2 separate regions of the Homo sapiens genome follow, and region 2 is linked to region 1. A link is an interaction called in ENCODE POLR2A ChIA-PET data of the cell type or tissue named here. Cell type or tissue: MCF 10A. All regions are shown on one strand. Each heading gives the region's core, and the rest is flanking DNA. Links, peaks and the distances in the headings are about the cores only.

Evidence for each region. Peaks named below come from ENCODE experiments on the same cell type or tissue, not always from the same donor. Only the 100,000 strongest peaks of a DNase experiment are listed, where the experiment ranks them.
Region 2: POLR2A ChIA-PET joins it to region 1 with 6 read pairs; 2 of 35 experiments call an interaction of 5 or more read pairs at or near these places.

The regions. Positions count from the first base shown.
Region 1 is chr2:23,251,691-23,257,118 of GRCh38, reverse strand. No RefSeq gene overlaps it. Among named protein-coding and RNA genes, the nearest start is that of KLHL29, 130 kb to the left of the region's middle. In MCF 10A, for the core only: no CTCF peak of the experiment used is centred there; no DNase peak of the experiment used is centred there.
Region 2 is chr2:23,416,260-23,421,687 of GRCh38, reverse strand. All of the region lies in intron 1 of KLHL29 (kelch like family member 29), which reads right to left. Among named protein-coding and RNA genes, the nearest start is that of LINC02923, 32 kb to the right of the region's middle. RefSeq lists an enhancer at 780-1,614. In MCF 10A, for the core only: no CTCF peak of the experiment used is centred there; a DNase peak (open chromatin) is centred at 2,887.

The sequences.
Region 1 (5,428 bases), core at 203-5,202:
CACTTGGTCTTCATGTACTTACTATCTTTTAAATATATTATTGAATTCAGTTTTCTAAAAAATTATGTTTATTAATGTCATAAGGAATATCCATAGTTTTCTCTTTTCTAATGTCTTCACTTGGTTTTGGTAACAAAGTAATTCTGGCCTCTGAAAGACATGAGAAGTATCTTCTGCTCCTCAATTTTCTGAAAGACTTCATGTAGAATTGGTATTATTTCAAATTTAAATATTTGATATGATTCACCTTTGAGTCCGTCTGGTTCTGTGCATTTTTTTGGCAGGGGGCCAAAGATTATTAATTATAAATTCAATTTCTTTAATGAAATAGAGTTATTCAGGATATCTATTTTTGTCTTGAATGAGCTTTGGTGGTTTGTGTCTTAAGGAATTTGTTTATTTCACCTATGTTTTTAACATTTTTATCACAAAGTTGTTCATAATATTCCGTTTTTATTCTTTTAATATCCATTGAATCTGTAATGATATCACTTCTATCATTTCTGATATTGGCAATTCTTCTTTCCTTTTTTCCTGATCAGTTTTGCTAGGGATTGATAAATTTTATTGATTTCCTCAAAGAACTAGATTTTGATTTCATCAATCTTCTCTGTTGATTTTCTATTTCATTGATTTCTACTTTCATCTTTGTTTATTTTTTTCTTTCTGCTTATTGTGATGTTTAATTTTTTCTTCTTTTTCTAGTTTCTTGTGGGGATTATTGATTTGAGAACTTTCTTCAGTTCTAATATAGGCCTTTAGTGCTGTACATTTGTAAGTGATATATTTTCATTTTGGTATTTTCTGGATACTTTCTAATTTTCTTTAAAAAATTTATTCTTTCACCCATTTGCTTTTTGAAAATTTTCCAGATATCTTTTTGTTGTTTGTTTTCAACTTTCTTATATTTTGGTTAGAGAACATACTTTGTATGAATTTAATTGTTTAAAATTTATTGAGACTTGTTTTATGGCCCAAAATATGATATCACATAAATGCATTTATGTGTTCTTGAAAAGAAAGTGCATGTTGTACTTAACTGGAGTGCCATATAAATGTCAATTAGTTTAAATTGAGTGATAGTATTATTAAAGTCTTCTATATTTTTCTTGATATTATGCATACTTTAATCAATTATTGGGAGGGGAATATTTAAATCATCAACATAATTGTGGATTTGTCTATTTCTAATTAACATTTATTAAATTTTTCTTCATACATTTTGAAGCCTAAATTTAGGTTTATTATGTTCGTTTTCTGAATTAACTCTTTTTAAGTAGTAAGCATCTCTTTTTACCCCTAGTAATATTCTTGTCTCTGAAATCTTTGTTTGCTATTAATATAGCCACACCATCTTTGTTTTCATTAGGGTCAGCATGGTATATCTGTTTCCATGCTTTTATTAATAGTTACAATCTATTGTGTCTTTGTATTTACAGTAAACTTCTTGAGTGCTGCATGTAAATGTGTGTTACTTTTCTTCCAATCTTACAATCTCTGCCTTTTCTTGGAATGTTTACATCATTCATATTTAATGTGATTGATATGGTTATCTTTAATTCCACAATCATGCTATTTGTTTTTTCTTTATCCCATCCATTCTTTCTTCAGGGTTTCTTTTTTTTCTTTGCCGTCTTTTTGTCTTCTATCTTTTGGATTAATTTTTTAAAAATATGATTCCATTTTATCTCTGTTTTGACATATTAGCCATAACTCCTTGGTTTTTAGTAGCTGCTTTAGGGTTTATAGAAGGGATAGAGAACCATTATTTGTAAAGAGCCAGATGGTAAGTATTTCAGGCCTTGTAGGCTGTATGTTCTCTATTATAACAGTGAATTCTGCCATTGTAGTGTGGGAGCAGCCATAGACAATAAACAGACATAAATAAATATGTAGATGTAAATAAATAAATGTGTTTAGCTTTTTTTTTTTTTTCTTTGGTTTGAGACGGAGTTTTGCATTGTTGGCTGGGCTGGAGTGCAGTGGCGTGATTTTGGCTCACTACAACATCTGCCTCCCAGGTTCAGGTGATTCTCCTGCCTCAGCCTCCCGAGTAGCTGGGATTACAGGCACCCACCACCATGCCTGGCTAATTTTTTGTATTTTTAGTAGAGATGGGGTTTCACTATGTTGGCCAGGCTGGTCTTGAACACCTGACCTCGTGATCCACCCACCTTGGCCTCCCAAAGTGCTGGGATTACAGGCATGAGCCACCATGCCCAGCCAATGTGTTTAGCTTCTAATCAAATGTTATTAGAAAGAACAGGTGTCCGGTCATATTTGGCCCATGTACTGTCATTTGCTGATCCATCTTTAATTTTTCACCATCCACTTCCATCTCTCCTTCCTAGTCTTTGTGCTATTATTGTTTTACATTTTACCTCTAAATATGTTATAAATCTCACAATAGAGTGTTATTGTTATTGCCTTAATAGTCAGTTATTTTTAATGAGATATAAAGAGGTTTTTTAAAAGTTTACTTCTAAATTTACCATTTTAGCACGGTCTTTATTCCTTTGTGTAGGCATTGGTTTTTATGCCTAGTATAATTTTCCTTCTGCTTAAAGGACTTTCTTCAACATTTCTTGTACTAAAGTTTTGTTGGTGATGAATTCTTTCAGCTTTTGCTTGTCTTAGAAAATCTTTACTTTGTTTTCATTTTTGAAGAATGTTTTTTCACTGTTTATAGAATTCTAGGTTGACCTACTTTCAGTACTTAAAGATGCTTTAACATTGTCTTCTGGCTTGCCTTTTTCTCAATGAGAAGTCTGCCATTATCCTATGCTTGTTCTTCTGTATATAATGTGTATTCTCTGAATGCTTTCAAAGCTTTCATTTCTTATTGGTTTTAAATAACTTGATAAAGATGGTTTTGGTCTAGTTTTCTTTACTCTTTTTGTGTTTGGTCTTTGTTGATCTTCTTGGATCTATAGGTTTATAGTTTTGTCAATTTGGAAAATTTGGAGGTATTATTTTTCAATTTTTTTTCTGACTCCACTGACCTATATCTTTTCATTTTGTGATTCAACACATATTAGGCTACTTGAAGTTTTATAAAATGAGTTCTCTTCTTTTTTTTTTCAGATTTTTCCCTCTTTGTTTCATTTTGGTTGGTTTCTATTGCTTATTTTCAAGTTCCATAATCGTTTCTTCTGCAATTTCTAATCTCCTGTTAATGCTATCTGGTATTTTTTTTTCATTTCATAAATTGTGTTTTTCATCTGTGGGAGTTCACTTTCAGTCTTATAAACATCTTCCATGGCTCTACTTATGCATAATCTTTCCTATGCCTTCTTGAGCATATGTGATATGGTTAAAGTAATTGTTTTAACATCCTTGGTTGCTAGTTCTATCATTTGTGCCATTTCTGGGTATGTCTTCTTAGTTCATGGGTCCCCCTTATGTGGGTTGTATTCTCCCCATGTCTGATAGTTTTTGATTTGTTGTCAACATTGTTTATTTTACCTTGTTGGGTGCTGTCCATATTTATATTCCTATACAAAATTTAAAGTTCAAGGACACAGTAAAGTTACTTGGAAATGGTTTGCTCATTTAGGCTTTTTAAAAAGCTTTTTCAGTTGGCTCCAGTATAGGCTTTAATCTAGAGCTAATTTTGACCCACAAATAAGGCAAATATCATTCTGATTCTCTACCCAGTGCACCACTAATTATAAAGTTTTCTTCTAGGGCTGGTAGAAACGCAAAGTCTTTCTAAGTTTGTGAGAGTTTCTCGGATTGTTCTTCCTGTTCCTTTTGGACAGTTCTTTCCCTGGCCTTGGGTAGTCTTCTCACATACATGTCTGATCTATACTTGGTTGAAGACTTTGCAGGGGCACTCTACACAACTCCAGAGCTCTTTTTCTGTGTAGTTCTTTCCTCTCCAGTACTGTGTCCTATAAATTTTAGTTTCTTTGGTCTTCCTGGACCAAGCTTTGTTTACCAACTTTGTTTCTTCAGCTCAGGTAGCATGCTGAGCTCTGTCTGGGTTCTTTTTTCTTCTGCTGTCATCTGATAACTCCCCGCAGTAAGCTGGGGTCATCATAGGACTCATCTAATTTATTTTACTTTTCTCAAGGGTCGTTGTCCTGTGCTTCCTATATGCAATATATGAAAATTGTAGTTTTATATATTCTTACAGATTGTTTGTTTCTGGTGGTAGGGTAAATCTAGTTCCTGTTAATCCATCTTGATTAGAAGCATTCCAATCCAAGTACATATTTTTGGTCTGCAATTTAGAAATGCATTAAAAAAACTTTAATGTGGACAGATTACCCTAATAATATAATCTTAGATGTACTGAAAGATAAGATATAGGTATAATGATGATGAGAATAATAGTTGCTTTTTAGGTTCCTATCATGCAGTGGGAACTTTGTTAAGTGTTTTGCATGATATGTCTGAATAAAGTGTCTAAAATAATCAATGTTGTGTGTTAGGTGCTATTTCCACCGCTTTTTTTTTTTTTTTTTTTTTGAGACAGAGTCTCACCCTGTCACCCAGGCTGGAGTGCAATGGCGCTATCTTTGCTCACTGCAACCACCGCCTCCCGGGTTCAAGCGATTCTCCTGCCTCAGCCTCCTGAGTAGCTGGGATTATAGGCATGCACCTCCACACCCAGCTAATTTTTGTATTTTTGGTAGAGACGGGGTTTCACCATGTTGGCCAGGCTGGTCTCGAACTCCTGACCTCGTGATCCACCTGCCTCAGCCTCCCAAAGTGCTGGGATTACAGGCGTAAGCCACCACGCCTAGCCCCCTATTTTCTTTTTTAGAGATGAGGTCTCACTGTGTTGTCTAGGCTGGAGTGCAGTGGCTATTCACAGGTGAGATCATGGCACACTACAGCTTTAAACTCCTGGACTCAAGTGATCCTCTCCCCTCTGCCTCTAGAATAGCTAGGACTACAGGCATACACCACTGTCACTGACACACTTCTGTTTTTTAAAGTAGGAAACTGAGTTTATAGAGTTTATGCAATTCACCTAACAAACAGTGGAGACAAAACTTGGACCTTGACACTCATATTCTAGAATCCACATTCCCAATCACAAAATTTGAAATATTGTTTATATCATTTAGAGACATCTTAAAATTCCAGCAATAGAGGAATTAGTTAACTAGTTTACATTTATGTATAAAATGTATGCAAGCATTTAAAAATGATGTTGTAGAAAAATATTTGAAAAACACTTTTAAGATAAATAGTACAATAACACTGGTCATCCCGAGTGATGAAATCATGGATAATCTTAATCTTCTTCTTTTTTCCTGCCTTATAGTTTTCAGGTTTCTTGACTTGGCTCAGAAAGAAAAGAAACTTGTATACAAAAGGGATTGCAGTCCTGGGTGCTTCTATGTACGGTAGCCATGAACAAGTTATAGAAGCTGGGCTTTTGGGCTACATATCTGGTGTTTGTAGGTTTCTTTTT
Region 2 (5,428 bases), core at 320-5,319, 160 kb before region 1:
CACACACAACATATAACACACACACACAGGTTCACACACCAAGACACACAGGCACATGAACACACACTCAGACACACAAAGCAGACATGCCGACACAGACACACAGACACACACAGCTACAGACACACACACACACACACACACACACACACACACACACACAATCTTGTCTAAACCTTCCTTCCTGACATTCAGGACAAGCAGAATGACTTTGTACCAGAAATCCTTCACTTCTCCCCTCCAGGAGCAGCCACCCCAAAAGAGGAGGAGAGGAGAGGAGAGGCAGAGACGGCCTCCACTTCCCTGTGCTCTGTAGGGAGGCCCTACTGGGCCCCCAGCCCAGCCTCCGGCTCTGCCCTGACCATGTGATCTTCAGGAGCAGACACCCCTTCAGCAATGGACAGACCACAGATCACTACAATCCAGGCCATGCCGGGAGACACCACAAGACAGGTGCCAACCATTGTCTAGCATGTGACAGACCAGGAGGACTGCAGGGGCTCAAAGGACCTGGAACAGGTGGAAGAAACATTGAGTGGAATTACAGGGTGGGCTGGAGCCTTGTCTACACTACTGAGCGAGTCACCCTGCCTTTCTGAGCCTCAGCTTCCCTCTCTGTAAGGAGGGGACACAATGATACCTACTTCCCAGAAGGTTGCTGTGAGGACTAGTGTGCGAAGATGTTAATGAAAGCCCCTGGCCTGGCGCCTGGCCAGGTCTCTAAGGTCTCTGTTGACTGATAAAGGAGGAGGAGGAGGCAGCCAGGGCTTCTGGGAGGGTGTGAGATTGATGCTCGGCTTTGAAGGTTGGGTATAATTTGGGTGGGGGGGTGGCGGAAAGATGAGTCGTACATGTGCCACTCATAGTGACTGCCCCACCCAGAGGCCCCGCTGACAGATGGGCCTCAGCAGTGCCATTTCTGGAAAAGGGTGGACGTGGCTGGGAGCAGAGATGGCCCCAGACCCAAAGGCGGCCAGCACAAGGTCCAGCAGGCACTCTGCAGACACCCTGGCACCAGGAGCTCTGGCAGGTGGGGCAGGGGCAGTTAGCTAAGCTCACTGGACTCTCTGCCTTTGGAATTTCTTGCCAGAAAATACACACGATCTATCAGTTGACATCAGGAAGAAAACTAAGAAAGGTGCGGCAGAATCTGCTCAGAGGGCAGCAGTCGCTTTGTGAGCAGGGCCCTGAGATGAAGACGCATGGAGGACTCCAGACAGCCCGGTCTCGGGAGCCAGCGGGCCTGTGTTCCTGTGGGATTCCGCCTCCCGTAAAACAAGCCCCATTCCTTGACATAGCTTAAGTGAGTCTCTGACCCTTTAGCTCAACGGGCTGCACGCAGTGAGAATTTCAGGCAGGAGGAAGCAGTGACGGGATCGGTGTGGACGCAGCAAGGAAGGAGAGGAAACAGGGCTTCGAGGGACGGCCACAAGGTGGGCGAGTTCCAGCTGTAGACAGCTCTGAAATGGCTGAGGGATTGTTCTTATTGGATAGACGATGCGGAGTCCGTGAGGGTCGCTGGGCAGGAGGGAACAGGAGGGGACACAGGTACAGTGATCTGATGGTGGGCGAGGCCAAGGGTCACCACATGCTGACGTAGGACCCCCCGTGCCGGCCACACAAGCAGCCTGTGTCTCCGTGTGTGGGGAAACCATGTTATTCTGCAGGCATTCCACGAGTGAAAGCACTGGACGCCCTTATCTAACCTTTGTGATGTGTTACATGACAAGGCCTCTGTGGCTCAGTGGGGAGAAGGGAGTGGTGAAGTCAGCCAGCCAGTCAACAGCCGAGCTGGGACAGGCAGCCTAATCCTGGAGTAATGACTGGCCCCAAGTCCCTTCCTCTCAACAAATGACCTATGAGCCAGGAACAGAATCGCCTGAGTGGGGAAAAGGCCAGGCTGAGAGACCAGCCGCACCCCAAAGCGCAGCCCACGGGAGCCCTCAGACCCCAGCCCCACTGCGACACGGGCCTCAGCACTGAGCCCAATGCCAGACTCCTGGTTAAGGCCACTGTTATCCTGAGGACTCATTCCGCTCGACATTTTTCAGGGAAAGGGCAATTAAAAATCTATTCTGAATAGAGCGAGGACATACTTTCAGAATGAAATTGAGAAGATGCCCTGGAAATAACAGAGCATCCAAGTCCACAGTGATTAAAGAGATGAGTCAAGCCTAGCGAGACAGGGACAAGGAGGAAAGTCACATGTGTACGTGAGTGCAGTCACCCCGGCTGTGGGCTCCCACCGACAGCGCGGGCCACAGACGGCCCTGCAGCTCCTGTGATGGCTGTGCCCTCCCCAGGTGGGACCCTCCAGCCTGGGGAGCGCCAGGACAGACCAGGAGCCTTTATCTGGCCTCCTTCACTGGCTCAGAGGTAGCAGAAATGACTCAAGAGAGGGAGAGAAACAGAAGGCAGGGGAGCGGGACAGTTCTGGCCAGAGGGCGGGGCCAGTGTCTGCAGAGTTCAAAATTATAAGTCACAAATGTGACCTTATGGAAGCTCTTCTTTTTGGAAAAATCATACTGGTCTGGCAATCTGGAAGCCGAGTTTTCTGACTTGGCCTGTTTTAATTTAGTCAGTAGGACAATTTACTAGTATCTGTGGTCTGCAACTCCAGACTCTAAAAGACACCAATGGGGCGTGTGACGGGGCAGGAGTTGGAGGCAGTAATGAATCCTAACAGTACTAGGAGAAAGACAAAGCCTGTTCTTTACCTATAGATTCCTTTACCATGGAAAGTGCCATCTGGCACCTTGTGGAACTCATGTGCCAATAAGTCAAGCCTAACATGGGCACTAAGGGGCAGGGAAGGGGGGATCAGGATTGACGAAGTGCATGCTGTGAGTCAAACACAATGCTCTGTAGTCTTTCTTTTTTAATCCTCACAGTAACCCCAGCGTATTGGGTAAGGTTATCCCTGACTCACAGATGAAACAGCTGAGACTCAGAGGGGTTAAGTCACTAACAAAGTTCATAAGCTGTGGCCCCAGCATCCCTGGGCCCCCGGTTACCATCACTGCTGGCGTCCAGGCTTCCCTTACTACCCTCCCCCGGTTACTGTTTAGCACAGGGCTAAATCTAATCAACAAAGAAAATTCCTGTGTCAGCAACAGTCCGTGGAGGAGAAAGTGAGCATTAACAAATGCCTGATTACTGTAAACTAGCTCAGAAATGCCAGGGCACTAAATCATGCTGAAGCCTAACATTTCAAAACCAAAGCACTGGGTCTGCAGGTCCCTCCGAGATGCCTATGTGGAGCCTACATAGGCCACAAATTGCTTGGACGGGGGTGGGAGTCAGGAAGGATCTGCCCCCAGACCCAGCTAGGGATTGCCAGCCTTGGGACACCCTCCCAAGGGGGGTTCCTTACAGTGCCCATGCCCACTCCATCACCAAGGGCTGACAAAGCAACAAAGACCAAGGATCAGGCCCTGGCTCCATGGCGGGGTCCAGGTAGGATGGGGTGGGGAGTCAGGCAGGAGGGCAGGTGGAAGCACAAGGCCTCTTCAGTTTGGAAAGCCCACTGCCGCAGTGAGAGGGCAGGACCCCACAGTGGAAGGTGTGTCTGGATTCATTCACTCTTTCAACAAACACTTACAGCGTGTCTACAATATGCCAGGGACTGTGCTGGGCTTCGGGGACAGAAATGAGCAAGACAGACCCTGCCCTCAAGGAAATCACAATCTAGCTGAGGGGAAAGATGAACAAACTACTCCAGGGCGATGGACAGAATATGACAGGAGACGATGTTATGCTACAGGGCACCAAAAAGAAAGAGACCCAGATGGTCTCTCTGACCACACTGGACACAGCCTCAGTAGAGGGTGGGGGTCGTGGTGGCAGTAAAGGTTCTAGGGAGAAGAAACTCAAGGCTAAAAATCCAGGCTGAACAAGCCCACGGTGTTGGGAGAACTGCAAGCACTTCAGCAGAGCTCTAAAGGGTCTATGACAGGAAAAGAGCAGAGAAAAGTGAGGCTGGAGGGGAGAGAAAGGTGAGGCTGGAGGAGAGACAATGCAGTGATAAAAATGAAAATCCCAGGGTCAAGGCTGCCTGGGTACAGAGCCTCCATCCACGACTGACTTGCTCTGTTCACCTGGACAAACGACTTCATTTCCGTCTGCTTCAGTGTCTCCATCAGGAAAGTGGGGATCGCGCAGTGCGTACTGCATGGCACTGTTGCCAGGATCAAGACAAGGTACCTAAAGCTCGAGGTTCGACGTATGTAAGTTTGGTGACATGTGCTAAGCCAAGGAGTATGTGAATTGTGCTCACCTGAGTGTAAACGCTTGCAGGCAGATGATTCACTTCGGTCACTCCATGCAGCCACACATGATGGCCACACAACAAACGTGTATCCCCAAATGAGATCTCTAAGCCATGGCTCTAGCAGAAGGCTGTCAGGATAGAATTGGTGCCCTGGCTCTGGATGGAGAATGAATGGGCAGGGAAAAGCTCAGAGGCCAGGAGATGAGTTAAAAGGTTGCTGTCAAATCCCTTAAGAGAGGATGGAGCCTGAACCAAGCAGGGGTCTTGGTGGCAATGGAGAGAGAGGACAGAGGCAATGAAGAGAAGAAGGCTGATGGCCCCGGGGAACAGCTCTATGTTGGGGGTGGAAGGAAGAGTATTCAGGAAGGCTCCCAGGCTTCTGTCAGGGCCATGAGATAGGAACCCAGGTGGAGGAAGAGATTTGGGCTGGGGTTGGGAAAAGAGGCTTGAGATCAGCTTCAGAAGGGCTCAAATGGAGGTGCCTGTGGAGTATCCAGGGGAGATGGCCCTTAGTGAGCTGGTGTTATGGGTCTCACAGTCAGCAGTGGGGTCAGTACTGAAGATACGGATTTGGGAACCATTGTTTTAGGGAGCCCATAACAATACTGAAGAGAGAATGTGTACAGTGAGAACAAAGATGGAGCCCCAGGAGGGGCAGAAAAAGGGAACGTGGCCAGGAAGGCCACCATGTTTATTTAGCTGGCAACACACTAGACACCCTCTTTACCCGATAGGCAGCAATGGATAAAATGCAGCTTCTCCAGGAAGAGTTTCAGTAAATCATAGACAATGGATCTATTGACAGAGAGATGAGAACAGCTCAAAAGACAGGGTGATGTGAACCTCACAGGCAAAAAAGGGCTGAGTCCCTCCAGCCCAAGACTGCACCACCACATAGCATCTCTTACATTTGCATGAAGAGACCCTGGACTTGAGTCCCGGTTCTGCCACCAACTCACTGCCCTGGTGACCTTGGTGTATCACTTGCCTTTTGCTAGATGAAGAAACTGAGGCATGGACCTGCAGAGGACAACACAGCCTGTCCTGTCCATTCTGAGAGAGGAGGGAGGGAGACAAAGAGGGAAAATGCCCACCAAACCGCAGCTGCAAGACATCCAGTCCCATCAGAGGGCGGGGCTTGGATTACCCTAGGTGTTT